Linked DNA regions of Homo sapiens: region 2 is linked to region 1. Evidence: chromatin loops called from intact Hi-C (ENCODE). Cell type or tissue: HepG2. All regions are shown on one strand.

Region 1 (8,000 bases):
TGAACAGTGTTTCAGGTAATGGAAAGAGTTTGGTACAGCAAGAACATGGGAGGGTGTGAGAAATGGTGGTAAAATATTAGGCTTGAGCCCCGCTATTGTGCCTTGTTGGGAAAGTCCTCCAATATTTATCCATCGGAACTGAGGAGGTTAAAAAAGCCAGGTCTCCAGGGGAACTTAGGAGTCAACAGGACCCAGAGCAGGTGGGGAGTTAAACCGGATAAGGTTGGAGACAAAAACAAAATTTCAATCTATTGGGAACATTTAGGAAGAGTTCTTTCACCAGAGAGGGCAGGATTTAGTTTGTGGTGCTTTAGTGACAATAGGTAAGAAGGAAGGGAACACCCCGCCCAACTTCTTTGATTATAACACTGAGACATACTAGTCAACTATGAACTTACATTTGATCAGCAAAATCCAAGAATCAGAAAAAGCTTTCATCAGAGTACCCTCTCCTGCATCACTGCTGGTTCTCTAACCCAGTCCCCAGTTTATAGTAAATTCTTGAGAGAGAAAGACGAGCTATAAAACTGCAAAGGAAAACCAAGGCCAGGCTACTTTAGATGTGAGCTGTTTGCTAGTATATTGTGTCCCCAGCCAGCATAGGTTATACTACCAAAATAAAATGAAAAGGAAACAAATATTGTGGCTGCCATCTGTGTAATACGGAATTAAATGTCTTTCTGGCTCTACAGAAGGCACCACAAGCTAGATGTCTTCATGCTCGAATATCCCAGAGGCATTTTTTTTTTATTATTATTGGTTGGAACAGCAAGAAATAAAGACTAAGATACATTTAATATTTAACTCTAAATCTTTAGTCTCCCTCATTAGTCTGACTTGCCTGCAGCCATATTGCTGTAAATTAAACAACCTAAGCTGGTATGTTGCCAAAGCGTACATCCGGTGAAATGTTAACAGTTCTTGTTCTTATGCCTGATCAAGTTAAAAACAAGAAAGTAATCTGTTTGCTATCCAGGGAGGTCATTAGAAAGGATGGTTGAAAAAAAACAAAAGCAAAAACAAAAAACTGTCAACGTATTTTGGAAGTTGGAAACTGAAAACCGGCTCTACAGCTCTAAGCTGGTCTTTGTAGAAAGCGGCTAATGGAGCTAAATATGGAAACTACTTCTTTTGATGGGGACCTCGTTACAGAAGAGTTTCAGGAAAGCTGGTTTATAGTTCCCCTATCACAATGTTGCCAAATTATCAATGCCCGGAGGAATGAGAAAATGCCTTCTGACCAGTGGAAGCCGATAAAGTAATACTTTCATTTGGAATGCCACAGAAAAGATAGCAGAAGCTAGAGTTCTCAGCTGGATAACTCACTGTGCCAGGCGCGGTGGCTCACGCCTGTAATCCCAGCACTTTGGGAGGCTGAGGCAGGCGGATCACCTGAGGTCAGGAGTTCAAGACCAGCCTGGCTAACATAGTGAAATTTCATGTCTACTTAAAAAAAAAAAAAATTAGCCAGGAGTGGTGGCACATGCCTGTAGTCCTAGCTACCTGGGAGGCTGAGGCAGGAGAATCGCTTGAATCCGGGAGGCGGAGGTTGCAGTGAGCTGAGGTCGTGCCACTGCACTCCAGCCTGAGCAACAGAGTGAGACTCTTGTCTAAAACAAAACAAAAAACAAAAAAGATAGAGAATGCACTGAGCCAGAACACAGGAACTATCCTTCATGTGAGCAACTGGCCAGAATCTTTTTTTTTTTTTTAATGTGGAAATGTGGCTTGGTCCTCTCTTCAGATTTAACTCATTTGATCAATCTTATTGATCAAGAATGGACAGTTAGCTGTCATTCTCTTCCTTCCATACTAATGACAAAAAATAAGTCCTGATTCGACAAATTATTTGATCAGCACAAACTGTTTATTAACAAAGAACAGAGGACCACACGTTGTCTTTCTCCTGCTTTCCTGTGTCTGTAATAGAGTGGCGCGAAGACAAACACATTCCTGGATCTGTCAGCTTCACCTGACTTGACTCTGGAATTCTCAGTAAGCCTATCTGCTTAAACCACAGTCTCTCAGCCTCAGTTGCTTGTTTGAATCACGGGGAGCTCTGGAAGCTCCTTGTACTCCAGCCATACTCCACACCAGTTACAGCATTATCTTTGTTGGGGGCAGGTGTGACCCAGGTATCAGTATTTTTTAATGATGCCTAAATGATTCCAGTAAGCAGCCAAGTTTAAGAATTGCTGCATTCTCAATCTTGGTGACATATTAGATTCACTTGGGGACCCAGACCAAGCTAGTCAGAATCAGAATTTTTTTAGTCCCCCAGGTGACTCTCATATGCAACCGGGGCTGATAGTTTCTGCCTTTATATAGTGATTCTCAAAGTATGATCACAGAGCTTGCATTAGGGGTACTCACTTTCCTTATTAAATATTTGGTTTCCAGCTCCACCCCAGACCTATTGAATCAGAAATAGGACTTCACTTCGTTTTGCGAGCTCTGCAGGTGATCCACATCCTCTTTAAAGCTTGAAATCCACCACCTGAAACTTCCTCTATCTCTGCTTGAAGATTCCTCAACTTCCACAAAGAAAGATTTATTCTTTTTACCTGAGGAAGACGGAGTTTATATTTCTGTGAAAGTGCAAATACAATGGCATAACATGCAAAATACATTAGGTTTGAATATGATGAACCTGATCAAGAAGAAAAAGGAATCAACCAAACAAAACCAACCAAAACAAACAAAAACAAGACATTGGGTAAAAAGAACAAGGTGCAGAACAGCTGGTATAGCATGTGCCTTTTTTAAACCATAAAAAGGAATAGTTGTATGAATATTCTGGGTAGCTGCTAGGAAGACCTTTTATAATATGTGTCATACACACATAATTCTTCTATTCAAAAATAGAGTAATTAAAAATGCAAACATTACAGAGAGAAGTCATATTAAGCCTCATTAATGTTAAAAGATAAACTGAGGCACATTAGAATATTAAGGAGTTTATTTGAGCAAACGATTCATAAATCAGGTAGCATCAGACTTCAGGTGGCTCGAGGCTCCACCAAGAGGGCAAGAGAAGGCTTTAAAAGGGTTAATTGGTGGCTCCTGAGTTTTAAAGCTGAAGTTGCATTTTCCTAGAATATGACCATTGATACTTGGGTTTCGGTTTGCTTCTGTAGGAATCCAGGGCCCTGGAGCTGGCTCAGCCTAATGGCCTCTCCATTAATTATCTTAGTTACTTATACCTAGAGTGAATCATTTTATCAAAAAAAATTTTCTGAACAGCTTTTGATTTGAGGAAGAACAAGTAGAATAAATGTCCTGAGGACTAGGGAAGCCAAAGAACGTGTGGAGGAGAGGCACAGGAAAGAATCTCAGAGCCTTGAAGTCGGCATTTGCCAACTTTACATTTTTGTTCAAGGTCAGTCTTGACCTTGATTTACATTCCCAAAGATGGAAACAAACCAGTGTGTGTTCTTCACCTGTCACCGACACTCGTTTAGAAAATAATTGGGGTCGTCCCGGCGCAGTGGCTCGTGCCTGTAATCCCAGCACTTTGAGAGGCTGAGGCAAGAGGATCGCTTGAGCCTGGGAGTTCGAGACCAGCCTGGACAACATACTGAGATCCCTGTCTCTACTAAAAATACAAAAATTAGCCAGGCGTGGTGGCGCGTGCCTGTAATCCCAACTACTGGGGTGGCTGAGGCACGAGAATCGCTTGAATCTGGGAGGCAGAGGTTGCCGTGAGCTGAGATTGTGCCCCTGTACTCCAGCCTGGGTGACAAAGCGAGACCCTGTCTCAAAAAAAAAAAAAAAAAAGAAAAGAAAAGAAAACAAGTGGGGGCGTCCTCACTTTCCCAGGCTCCCTCTAATTGTGTGTGGGGGTTGGGTGTTTAGCACTCACAAGCTTCCGCGAAATGCTGCCTCAAATTATCTTGTAGCCACCAGGTGGCAGCAGCAATCCACTTTTTGGTCTAACCTGGGAGAGGCTGAACTAGGATGGTTCTCCTTTAATTAGCGTACTGGCCATAGAATCGTGGACGTTTAGACATGAAAGAACCTTTCTCAAAAGTTCTGACAACTACAGATGTTTAAACGGAGAAAAAATAACAAACATATTAAGAACACTTCGTTGTTCACACAATAAATTTCATCTATTGAAGGGAAGAAAGGAAGTTGTAACATCTACAATGTGCTGGGCACTTTGTATGTTATCTCATTTGATTATCAGTACAACCTTGTGGGATGGATACCAATGCCTCTAATTTACCGTGGGGGAAACTCAAGTTGGGATAGGTTCAGACTTGTCTGATGTCTCAGAGAAGTAGGTAACAGAGGCATTTAAAAGTATCAGACACTAGTCAAAAGTCTTGGAGTTGAACCACAGCATGCTTTGGTGTGTGTGGGGTGGGATTGATCAGCCAAATGGCAGGATTTTGATGGTGAGGGAATATGGTTATTCTTTGAGGACCCTCTGTTTTATGGCCCAGTACTTGTGCTAGTCACAAAAAAGTAAGAGGATCAAGGGTGCCTTCTAAATTTGAACCATCTTGAATAATCAGGAGGAGCTTCTTGAAATTAGAGGAGTCTTAATCAGAGAGAGAATCATGCTCTGAAGAGGGGACAGAATGCTTATTTCTCTTTTTTCTTTTGAGACAGGGTCTCACTCTGTGGTCCAGGCCAGAGTGCAGTGGCGTGATCGTGGCTCACTGCAGCTTTGAGCTTCTGGGTTCAAGTGATCTTCCTACTTCAGCCTCCCAAGTAGCTGGGACAACAGGCATGCACCATCACGCCCAACTTATTTTTGTATTCCTTGTAGAGTCAGGGTTTCTCTGTGTTGTCCTGGCTGGTCTTGAACTCTTAGGCTCAAGCGATCCTCCTGCCTCAGCCCCTCAAGCAGTGGGATTACAGGCGTGAGCCACTGTGCCAAGCCAGAACACTTATTTTTCTAAGATAATATGAACCTGAAGTAAATGACAAATTTTAAGTCATGTAAAGTGTCAGGGGAAATATTTATTAGTGGGACGTTGCTCTATACTTGTTGCCTTCATAATTAAATAATACACTGAAGTCTCTACTTTTTAATAGTATCTCTTCCTTCTCATTAGACGAGATGAAGAAATTATCTTCTCACACTTTCCTGCACCTCTTTTCTCCATAATTTCCCAATTTGGGCTGGGTAAACTCTATTTTTATGTTGTCAAGGTTAGTAATTTACGTTCAGTCCTATAACTGTAAATAAGAGCTTTGGTGGTATAATTAAACAAAGTATTTGGTGAAGAACTGAGCGGTGTGGTTGGTCAGCAGGAAAGACATGTCATCCTCTGTGACTAACTTCATGTCCTTATAAGGACAATCATCAAGGTCAAATGCATCCTGTTCTCTAACATGCTCAAAATTAGGCAATGTTTGGTTTATTTGTGTGTGTACATGGCTTTCTTGCAAACATTTTTGTTTCTTTAAAGGTTGTATTGGCCTTACCTTATTTCAATTGTTAGAGGAAAATAGGCTCATTTGTCATATCACTAGGATATGCCCTCTTGACCATACTATTTATTGAATGGTGCAGTGTGGACTCCTTATGGCTTTGCTCTCCATCTGTCACGGTGGGCTTTGTTTGCATTGCACTGCTTGGCTGGCTTCCCTCTTTGTTATATCTTTGTAAGTTTCCTCCTTAATTGGATTTGTCTATATGTTTTGTTGAACATCCTTAATAATTTCAGAAATAGTGGTCAGGGAGTATATTTTCCAAAGGTTGGCATGACTAAGATGTCTTCTTGTTATTCTCCTTTGATTGAAATTTCATGATGAAAATGTTCCTTTAATTTCTCTCAATAGCTCATAGTAATTCCTTATTTTTATCTAGTACAAATCACTAGAATTAATGTTAGTTGTGTCTTGCATAATTTCTATTAAGATTATTTTAGTACTATTTCAATATTATTTTTAAATAAAACAGATTATATGAGTAAATTATGGTCTTAAGTGAATCTTTCTGGCTGTTTCCAGTAAAAAGTAACCCTCTCTCATTTCCTTTACACCTTCGTAATAACAACTAGACATTTTCTTCTCATATATTCTATTGTATTTCTGTGAAACCTTCTGGAAAGGTTTTTAAAGCAGTATTTCTGTCATCATTTTGTGAGTCCCATTTTCACAACTCACTTAGAAGCGAAATGTTTTATGAGAAACTGTGTGGGGCCTAGAATGAGTAAAGCACTAGTCTTTGAGCATGATTCAGAAAATTAAGTCTTCCAGTAGACTTAAAGCTATTGTAAGGCCCATCTGTGTGCCTAAGGAAAGACTCCTTAACTCACTGAGAAAATGCCTATGAGCGTAAGAAAACTCCTTTTCTCCTCTATAAAATAAAGAAAATGGTTAAAGTTTTACATGTATGACCCGATCCTTTGCTGTTTACAGCATAGAAATCTGTGATTCTCCTGCTGATAGAATGAAAGTTACTTTTAAATGGTTAGAATTGAAAAATGCTCAGATCAAAATATTTGCTGAATTTTCCTCTCAATAATACCTGGGTGGATATGTAATTATTTCTTGGCCTGCTGGGTGAAGTAGCCCACAGGGTTTTGTCTGTCTTCACACATACGGAGAGGACTGTACCGTGGTCAGAACGTGGCTCCGAGGGCCTGACTGCATGGGTTCACATCCTGCCTCTGCTACTACCTAGCTGAGTCACACTGGGCCATTCTGCTTAAACTCCCTCCAACTCTGGTGTCCCCTGAGCCTCAGATGTCCCCTCTGTGAAATGAAGATAACACTAGCACTTAGGCTGTGAGGGAATTGTAAAGGTTAGGTGAGTTAGCCTCTGCAGGGAGCTAAACACATTGCCAGGCCCCTGACAAGCCTCTGGGATGTCTGCTAGCATCATTATCATTCAGTCATGAATTAGGCGTACATAGCTCACCCTCAAGGAACCCTTGAGGCATATTCATGTCTAAAAAAATGAGGTCATTTTGGGTTGATGGGGAAGGAGCCTCCGGAAGAGATAGGGTTCCTTTTCAAAGCTTTGCGGGGTGACAGTGGACAGGATGCATCGACAATGACAACAAATGCTGTTGATGGGCTCTAAGAGATGTATGGGAACGGGGCATGAGTGAAAATATGAACCTACCCAAGTGTGTGTGTGACCAGTAAAGAGAGCGGAACATTAGAGATGAGAAAGGGAAATCCTTATAGAACATTCAAAAGATACAAAAAACAGTAACAGTACACCAATGCTCTAGAAAAGAAAATCTGACTTCACATAGGCATATTAAACATCCCACCAATACTTGAAATGCACTGAACTAGTAGATAATTGAAATAAGGTATTTAAAATTGCATAATAGGCTGGGTGTGGTGGCTCACACCTGTAATCCCAGCACTCTGGGAGGCTGAGACGGGAGGATCAATTGAGGTCAGGTGTTTGAGACCAGCGTGGCTAATATGGCGAAAGCTGTGTCTACCAAAAATACAAAAATTAGTTGGGTGTGGTAGCGGGCACCTGTAGTCTCAGCTACTTGGGAGGTTGAGGCAGGAGAATTGCTTGAACCTGGGAGGCAGAAGTTGCAGTGAGCTGAGATTGAGCCACTGCACTCCAGCCTGGGAAACAGAGCAAGACTCCGTCTCAAAAAAAAAAAAAAAAAAAGATAGATAGATAGTGATAGTTGGATAGATAGATAGATAGATAATGATAGAGATGTTTGGTTGGCCATTGATAAGACATAATACAAAGAAGAGGTTGACTGAAGAAACTACTGAGATCCTTATTTCTTAAAGTCATTCTTTGTGCTTCTAATTTCTTGTAAAAATAGCTCAATATCTAGAAACAGCTTGTCTTCAGAGAGGTAAGCCCAGATATATACAGAAACTGCTGTACTTGTGGTATGATATGGAGGCTGTGAGGATTAAATGAGATTTTAAGTGCCTTGTCTATCACTGATACACAGTAGGCATTCAACAAATATAAATTTCCTTAAAATCTAGCATTAGGTTTAGTCTTTGGATTCTTTATTTAGTCCTCCTTAAATATATTTAGTTCATTC
Region 2 (8,000 bases), 170 kb after region 1:
CTTGGACAGCACACCAATGTGAAATAGGTAACCACTGCTAATATCAGTTGCCTTGGTTACAAGGGACTTGCCTCTTACAAGCAAAAAAGTCAAGTGGATTCAAGCTTGACTTTGCTACATGTGAACTACAAAAACGAGAACACCAGTCCTCCCCAGGGAATAATAGAATAATACAGCACAGACCTACAGGGCCTGGGAGGCTGGGGAGGAACAAGGGATATACATGGGGCTACATAAAACTACTTGCCACTTTCCACATCTTCCTGTATGATTATGTGTTTTCCTTGCTGTGGGCCTATTTTTTCAAAACTAGAATTTGAGTTTAAACATATTCGAAATGATTTATCTTCTATCTTGAACATGTGCTACCAATATTGTTATAATAGGTTATACTCATTAATTTATCATTTCTTTTATGTATAAAATGTTTCTATTCATTAAAATAACAATAAAAAACCATAATAAAAATACTAAACATAATATGGAAACCTGGGACTTCTGGAACTTATTACGAACAGGGCATAGAATATGTTCGTAAATTCAATTTCTAGCTTCACCATTGACTATCTACTTGATTCTGAATTTATTTGTCCTATTTCTCCAAAGTATTTGGTTTCAGATTATTTTTCTTTTCATTATAAGTGAACTTTAGGGCACGTCATGTTCCCAGTGTATTTGCTCAATTTTGTCATTAAGCTAACATTTTTTTTACCTTGCTTAGACATGTAAGGCACATATCATATTCTAATCTAAAATCCTTGGGGACTTATGTACCTTGGGAAATAGTATTAACTCTTGAAATAGTAATATTTTATTCTTTTAAAATCACATAAACATATTTTAATGTAATTCCACTTGAAAATATCCAGGGTCTGTTGATATAATAGTAAGGTGAAAGGTGATGATGTCACCCTTGGCTTTTGAATATCTCCTTGGCTTAGATTATATTTGACATTTCTAGTTTAGAGCTTTTTTCTTTATTTAACAAAAACCATTTTTCTTTGCCATTTCTGTTCCATCTTCTTTGTGAAGCTGGTGGACACAACAAAACCTTCAAATGTTCAAATGTAGCATTTAGCTAGCCTTTCATGCCCTTGGCAGAAAATCATAGCTAATTTCCACCAGCTTTCACATTTAAATCTGTGTAAGTAACCACTCGGTGTAGGATATTCAAGGAGTACCAGGGAAGAGCAGCATGGTACAGTCAGCCCAATCTATCAATTCACTAGAGTAGGTCAAAGCGCGACCTTAGCGACCTTAGCGACCTTGTATCTGAGTTCCGGTAAGGGATTTTATTTTAAAAATGATACGTATCTCTCAAGATATAAATTTCTAGTGGCTTTAAGAAGGTCTAAAGGGGAAAAAAAAAGGGTCAGCTGGAACACAGAGATGATTCAATGGCCAAAGGACATTTTTGAGACTGTGACTTTCACTTAAAAAAACAGATTTCTGGATTTTGGGATCATGGTGAATTTCAGCTCTCTTGTTTTTCAGAGGCATACCCTTACACACAGAGTTAATTCAGATGCTGAAAAAAACAGAACAGAACTATTGTTCATTTGTCATATTTTTAAGAACAATTGGAAACTCTTTTTAATTCTAGGGTAATGGAGATGCTGGAGTTTTCCCAACTTAGAGAAAAAATATAGTTAAAAGTTGATTTGTAACAGAAATTTTTCTAGAGACTAGGTATTTCTACTTTCTGGGATGGCAGACAGTAATTTAAACCTCCTTCTTTCATAACTACTCATAGAAGATTAAAGGTTTTAAGAATGGGTTGGGCTATTCCAGGGGTGGTTTCTCAATCATAAGGATCCCTGCCCTTTGAAGGCTTTGGTTTGTCATATGGTAACACAAGGTCAGTTCCAAGAAGACACCAACTCTGGTCACTCACTTGTGTCAAACCAGTCATACTTCTCTTTGTTTAGTTTACATTTAGCCAGAGTGAAGGAGAATATAAAATTATTTGAATGTGCCAAGAAAACTTTTGGGAAATACTGCTTTGGACAACTTAAGCTTTCCAAGTTTTATTGAAAAATCTGTTCAGTAGTTCGGTATTTGGATATATTCATTTATTTTAAAAGGTGAATGTTTGACCAGGGTCAGTGGCTCATGGCTGTAATCCCAGCACTTTGGGAGGCCAAGGTGGGTGGATTGCTTGAGGTCAGGAGTTCAAGACCATTCTGACCAACATGGCGAAACCCCATCTCTACTAAAAATCCAAATATTAGCCGGGTGTGGTGGCGCACGACTGTAATCACAGCTACTTGGGAAGCTGAGGCAGGAGAATCACTTGTACCCAGGAGGTGGAAATTGCAGTGAGCCGAGATTGCACCACTGCGCTCCAGCCTGGCTGACAGAGCAAGACTCTGTCTCAAAAGAAAAAAAAAATGGGTGAATGTTTATTAACAACCTTGAGAGAGCAGAACAGCAATGGCCAGCTGTCATTTAAAAAGCTTTTTATTCAGTACTTTGGATAGGATATTTAGGATATTTTAATAAATAGGTTTTGAATTATTTAGGTTGGATAGTAAGTATTATGCCTGCCCTTTGGATTTAAGTTAATTATAGGAAAATGTGGGGTTAAAACTTGAAATGTAACTGAAAGAGTGTACTCTTGATATTACAGCTATTGCTAAACTTTTCATAATTCAATATTCTAGTTTGGTTCATCCTATTTTTCTGACAGCTTTTCTCTGTCTCCATCAATAAAAACATGGATATATTTTTAAATTAATGTAGATTTGCATTAATTTAAAATTGTGTGAAGTCTGTTGTTCAGACATGCTTTAAGAATTGCAGAATCCAGATGGCAATTAGCAAACAATTTTAAACACTCATAGAGGCTTACCTTCCAACCCTAAATTCTAGGTTTTAACTGAATAATTTTAGGTACGTTGATAGGGGAAGAATCAGAATTCCACAAGTTAATAATAGAAGAATATTATTGCCCAAACATAATTACTGTGGCTGACATAAAGACTTTAAAATAAGTAACAAAACTGCCTCTCTCAACACTATCAGGCCATCCTGTATTTAAAATTCAATTGTAAATAGGAATTAAAAAGAAGCTGAGGAATGGCATGCATTCTAATCTGCTGTAAAAAGTTATTCAGTCATCAAATTCTCTTGTTTTTTTTTTGTTTCATAGTACATACTGTATACTCTATCTTTTCTAAAACTGGAGCCTTATTTTCTAAAACGAAAGTGTCTCTCTTTCTCAAGGAGGCAGATTTGTCTTTGAAAAAAATAAACTTGTGAGAAAAAAATTAGAAAAGAAGAAAATTAAGTTATAAAAGATAAAACAATTTCAGACTTGCCAATTTAAATAGCGTGTGTCTAAGCTTCAGTCTTCTTTCTCTCTCTCTTTACTGCAGTTGAGTTAGCCTATTTTTTTCACGGTACATCTTCTTGGAAAAAATTACTATAGGGACTCAGAACACGATACCTCAAATTGTGGGCCCTTCACATATGGAGTATTTTAAGCTGATGGAAATTGAGAAAAACCACAGAGGCAGGAAGGTGACTCTCTGACCTTCTCCCTCCCTTCTCCACGAGAGGCCCCCATGTGACAGGTGTCCTTCTGTATACGTGGAGGAACGGAACAAAGACACAGAGAATCCAAGAAGAATCTGAACTGAAACAGGCCTTGCTAAATTTCTCTGAGTTTATTACTATTAGATCATACCCTCTTTTGTCCAGTTGTACTTCTACATAACTGTCCTTTCCTCATCAAACCTAAGCACAAAATTACAGTTTTCCCTGGGTCTTTGGGTCTCCGTTTCTCATAAAACTTATATTAAATAAATTTGTTATGCTTTTCCCTGCTTAATCTGTGTTTTGTTACAGGAGTGTCAGCCATAAACCTTGTGATGGGAGAGGAAAGGTTTTTACTTTTTCTCTCAATTACTAGTAGTCAAAAATGTCCCTCACAATCCTTAAACCTGAGGTCTTGCTGCAAAGCCTGTATTCTGGCCCAACAGTATTACTTGAGGGTTATGAGATCAAGGGTATCCATAGACCAACCGCAGGAAGCTGGAGTTTCTCCAGCTGTTGTAGCCCCCTATGCTTTTCTGCTTTAACTTCAAATTTCTCTATCAGCTTAGCCTCAGACTCACAACGTGACCTTGGGCAAATTGCTTAACCTTTGGACATTGTTTTATTTCAAGATCCCTTGTTAAGGTGCTTTCCATTTCTAAAATACAGTTGAGGAATTCTTTGAATGCAGAGAATTTACAAATCAGACTGAAATAGGGAATTCATTCAATTATTAATTGTGTTCTTATTTTACAGGAGAAATACGCTATTCAAACAAAATACTCTATTACTAAAATAGGCTGTGATATGAAGGGATCTTATTAGAGCTCGGAACCAGGAGGAATTTTTCTTTCAAAACAGACCAGACACATTTCTAATGTAATAGAATAGTGTGTTTCTCCAAAGGCAACTCAAAGAGAGGGCTCCTATACTTTAATTCTTTAAAAAAAGTATCAACAAATTAGAAATAAGGCAAAGGGATGGCTGAGTGTCCTTTCTGTGTCAGACTACAACACTGTCTAACAGGATTACTTAATTCTTTGGGAGATTACCCTTTGTTTAACAGATGATTTATTATTGATTAGGGCCCAGGTTCTGTGAAATTACATGTTAATGCATAGAGTTTTGTCTGGTAGAGAAGCAAATGATTTCTGTTTAGTAGAATAATATAACCCGAAAGGTTATGGTTTTATTGCTCTGTAAAATATCAACCAATTATAGATCTACCCTAGCAATCTTGTTGCAACATTGTTCCTTCAATTTCTGTAACTGCTTAGTTCTCCAAATACTCTTTGGAGCTTTGTCATCCTACTGGTTCCCTTATTGGTAAGTTATGTAAATTTTGATACACTTTATATTTATGAGTCATAGTCATAATATTTAATTTAATTTAATTTTTTTTTTTTTTTTTGCTGTCACAGTTTTCATTGTTTTTACTACCTTCCTACTGCCACCACCTGGAAGAGTAGAGGGTTGCCCAAAGCAGAAAACGTTCTAACTCTAAGCGCTAAGCTCCTAGTTATTTGGATTTCCATATATTTTTCTTCTTCATCTGTGTCCTACCCCCTACTTCATGGATGTCTGTTGTAATGATTGAGTCCAATTACAGTAGATTATTGGGATTTGAGGCTTAAACATTTGCAGTTTTGACTATTTTCAAGCAACTTAACATGTAATGATTTGCAATTTTGCTGAGGAATGAATTTCGGTTGCAGGCTTTGCAATATTGATGTGTCTGGAATGACTCACAGAAGTAAGGGGGAGGGGTTCAGCAACAGTCTCTGAATTTTAACTTGGCTATGTTGTTCTACACTCATTATCATGCACACTAGCGCTCCTGAAGTGATAAAAACTTTGTTTCTTTGTGTAAAATGGGCTATAAAAGAAAATCATCTGCTAGTGTTGCTAATTGTAGTAAAGAGAAAGTAAAGAGGTCTACGAAAGCAATGATTCTAAGCCACAGAACAGAAGTGTTGGAGGTGCAAAGTACACCATCAATTCACAGTTAACTCAGCAAAGAATCATGAAAAAGTGTTTATCTGTGCTAATAATCAATGACCAAATTAAAATAACATATTTTATTTTATTAACTTGAAAAAAATCGATAAGTATTGGTGTTTCAAGGGTTTGAGAAAGGTTCTTGTCGAAGTTAGAGCAATATAGTGGAAAGATTAATGAATTTATATTCAGAATGTCTGAGTTCAAGCTCTTCTAATTAGCTATACAGCCTGAAATTGTACCTGAAATCTGTGGGTTGTAAATTCCAAGGGGACATTGTTTATTGATTTGTTGCACATGTTACATGAATTTGTAGGTTTGAAGTTGGCCAATGAATATTACAAAGATCCCTGCCCTTAAAGAGCTTTTCTATTGCATTATAGGATAGGGAGGTAGGGAAAAGAAAGATGGTGAGTAGACAGCAAAGGAATAAATAAATAAACAATTATCTTAGAAGAAGATAAATGACATAGAAAATAGAAATGAAATACGGTAAGTAAAGATTGACATTACGTGTGTGTGTGTTGTGTGTGTTGTGTGTGTGTGTATTTGTACAGGTGTGTTGTTGCAGTGTGTCACTGCAGTAATAAAAAAGGTGGTGAAGGAAAAACTTCATGCTATGGTGACATTTGAGCAAAGTCATGAAAAGAAGGTGAGGGAGTTAACCAAGCTGGAAATCACATCCAGGAGTGGAGAACAGATAAATCATAGTGGCTAAACTGGAGCCTGCTTGGTCCATGTTCCAGGAGTAGGAGGGGACCAGTGTGGCTGGAGTTGAGTGATTAAGGGAAAGAATAGTTGGAGATGAGGTCAGAGAGATGAGTGAGATGGTATTGTCAGCCTGTAAGGTCTTGTAAGCCATTGTCTTTTATTCTGTGTGAATGGGGGGAGAAAGCAGGGGATTTTGAGCAGAAGAGTGATATACATGTTTTAAAAAGATCATTCTGGATGCTTTGTTCAGATTAATTTGTAAAGGGGCAAGGGTGGAAATGGGAGAACTGTTCAGAGACTATTCCAGTAGCCAGGTGAGAGATGCTGGCTTAGACCACATGGCAGCAGAGAGGTGGTGAAAAGCATTCAGATTCTGCATAGATTTGAAAGAACAGCCAGCAAGGTTTGTGGTTGAATTACATGTGGCTGTGAAAGAAAGAGCAAAGTCAAAGAGGACTCTAGGGTTTTTCATCTGATAAATGTGGAGTTGCCATCCACTGAAATAGAGAAGGCTGAGGGTAGAGCAGGTTTTGGCAGTAAGACTAAGTATTCAGATTTTAGCATGCTGTGTTTGAGATGCTTATTTTACATCCAAGGACATACAAATCAGCAACTTCTAGTTGGATTTGTAAATTTAGAGGTCAGTAGCATATCACTGGTTCTGAAAGCCCCAATACTGCTATGATACCAAAGAGTAATTGTAGTTATAGAAAAGAACAGGATCAAAGACTGAGCCCTGGGACACTGCAACATAAAAGAGTTAAAGGAAGAACCAGCAACGAAAATTAAAAAGGAGCAGCTGGTGATATAGGAGAGAAACAGGATAATGTGGAAGCCAAGGGAAGAAAGTGTATCAAGGAGGAGAAAGTGATCAACTGTGCCAAATGCTGCTGATAGGACAAGCAAGGGAAGGACTGGGCTATTGGATTTGGCAGCATGGTGGATACTATTCATATTGTTCACAGTGGTTTCAATGGAATAGTGAATCAAAAATCTGATTGAACTGGTTTTAGTGGGGAATGGCAGAAAAGAAAATACAAAAAGCAGCTGTAGATAGCTTTCTGGAGAAGTTTTTGTGCAAAAGGGAGGAGAGAAATGAAACAGTAGCTAGTGGGGCAAGTGGAATATGTAGAAATTATTCTTTATCTTTTTTTTTTAAAGATGGGAGTAATATCAACATGTTGTTTGTATTTGAATGAAAATGATCCAATAGCGAAAAATTGGTATGAGAGAAAGAGGTGAGAAATGTTGGAATAGGTGATGTCCTTGAGTAGACTATAGGGGAAGGGATTTAGTATGATTTAGTGTACAAGAAGAGGAGTTGGCTTTGGGTAGCATCATGAATAGTAACAAATATGGAGACAGAGTATGTGGATGAAGATGCTGGTAGGTGAATAAATATGGTGGTGGAAGTCTATGGAGTTCTCTTCTGATTGCTTTAATTTTTTCAGTAAAGTAGGAATATGAAGACAAGAAAAAAGTTTAGGGTATTTTAGAAGATTGAAAGTGTAAAAAAGTTGTCCAGGAGAGTGGGAAAGTGAATGGTCTTGGGAAATTAAGTATGATATCCTGGTAGCATTAAGAGCACATTTTAAGATCTGTTCATAAATTGGAAGTGAGCTCATTAAGCATAATTGCCTGTTTTTCTCCAGTAATATTTAGTTGTTTAGTGGAGGTTTGACATAGGCACAGAGTTGGATTTTAACCAGAATTTCAGTTTTCCAAGTAAGTACAATAAATCCAAAGAAGACAAA

Evidence for each region. A loop is a pair of places that touch in the nucleus more often than their neighbours do. Peaks named below come from ENCODE experiments on the same cell type or tissue, not always from the same donor. Only the 100,000 strongest peaks of a DNase experiment are listed, where the experiment ranks them.
Region 2: it touches region 1 in a loop (14-fold over the local background); 3 of 110 quality-filtered maps call a loop at or near these places.

The regions. Positions count from the first base shown.
Region 1 is chr2:191,551,366-191,559,365 of GRCh38, forward strand. No RefSeq gene overlaps it. Among named protein-coding and RNA genes, the nearest start is that of NABP1, 120 kb to the right of the region's middle. In HepG2, a CTCF peak has its summit at 3,912 (motif pointing right); a DNase peak (open chromatin) is centred at 3,916; H3K27me3 peaks cover 659 bases.
Region 2 is chr2:191,724,151-191,732,150 of GRCh38, forward strand. All of the region lies in intron 3 of LOC124908062 (a long non-coding RNA gene), which reads left to right. Among named protein-coding and RNA genes, the nearest start is that of NABP1, 50 kb to the left of the region's middle. In HepG2, a CTCF peak has its summit at 5,000 (motif pointing left); no DNase peak of the experiment used is centred here.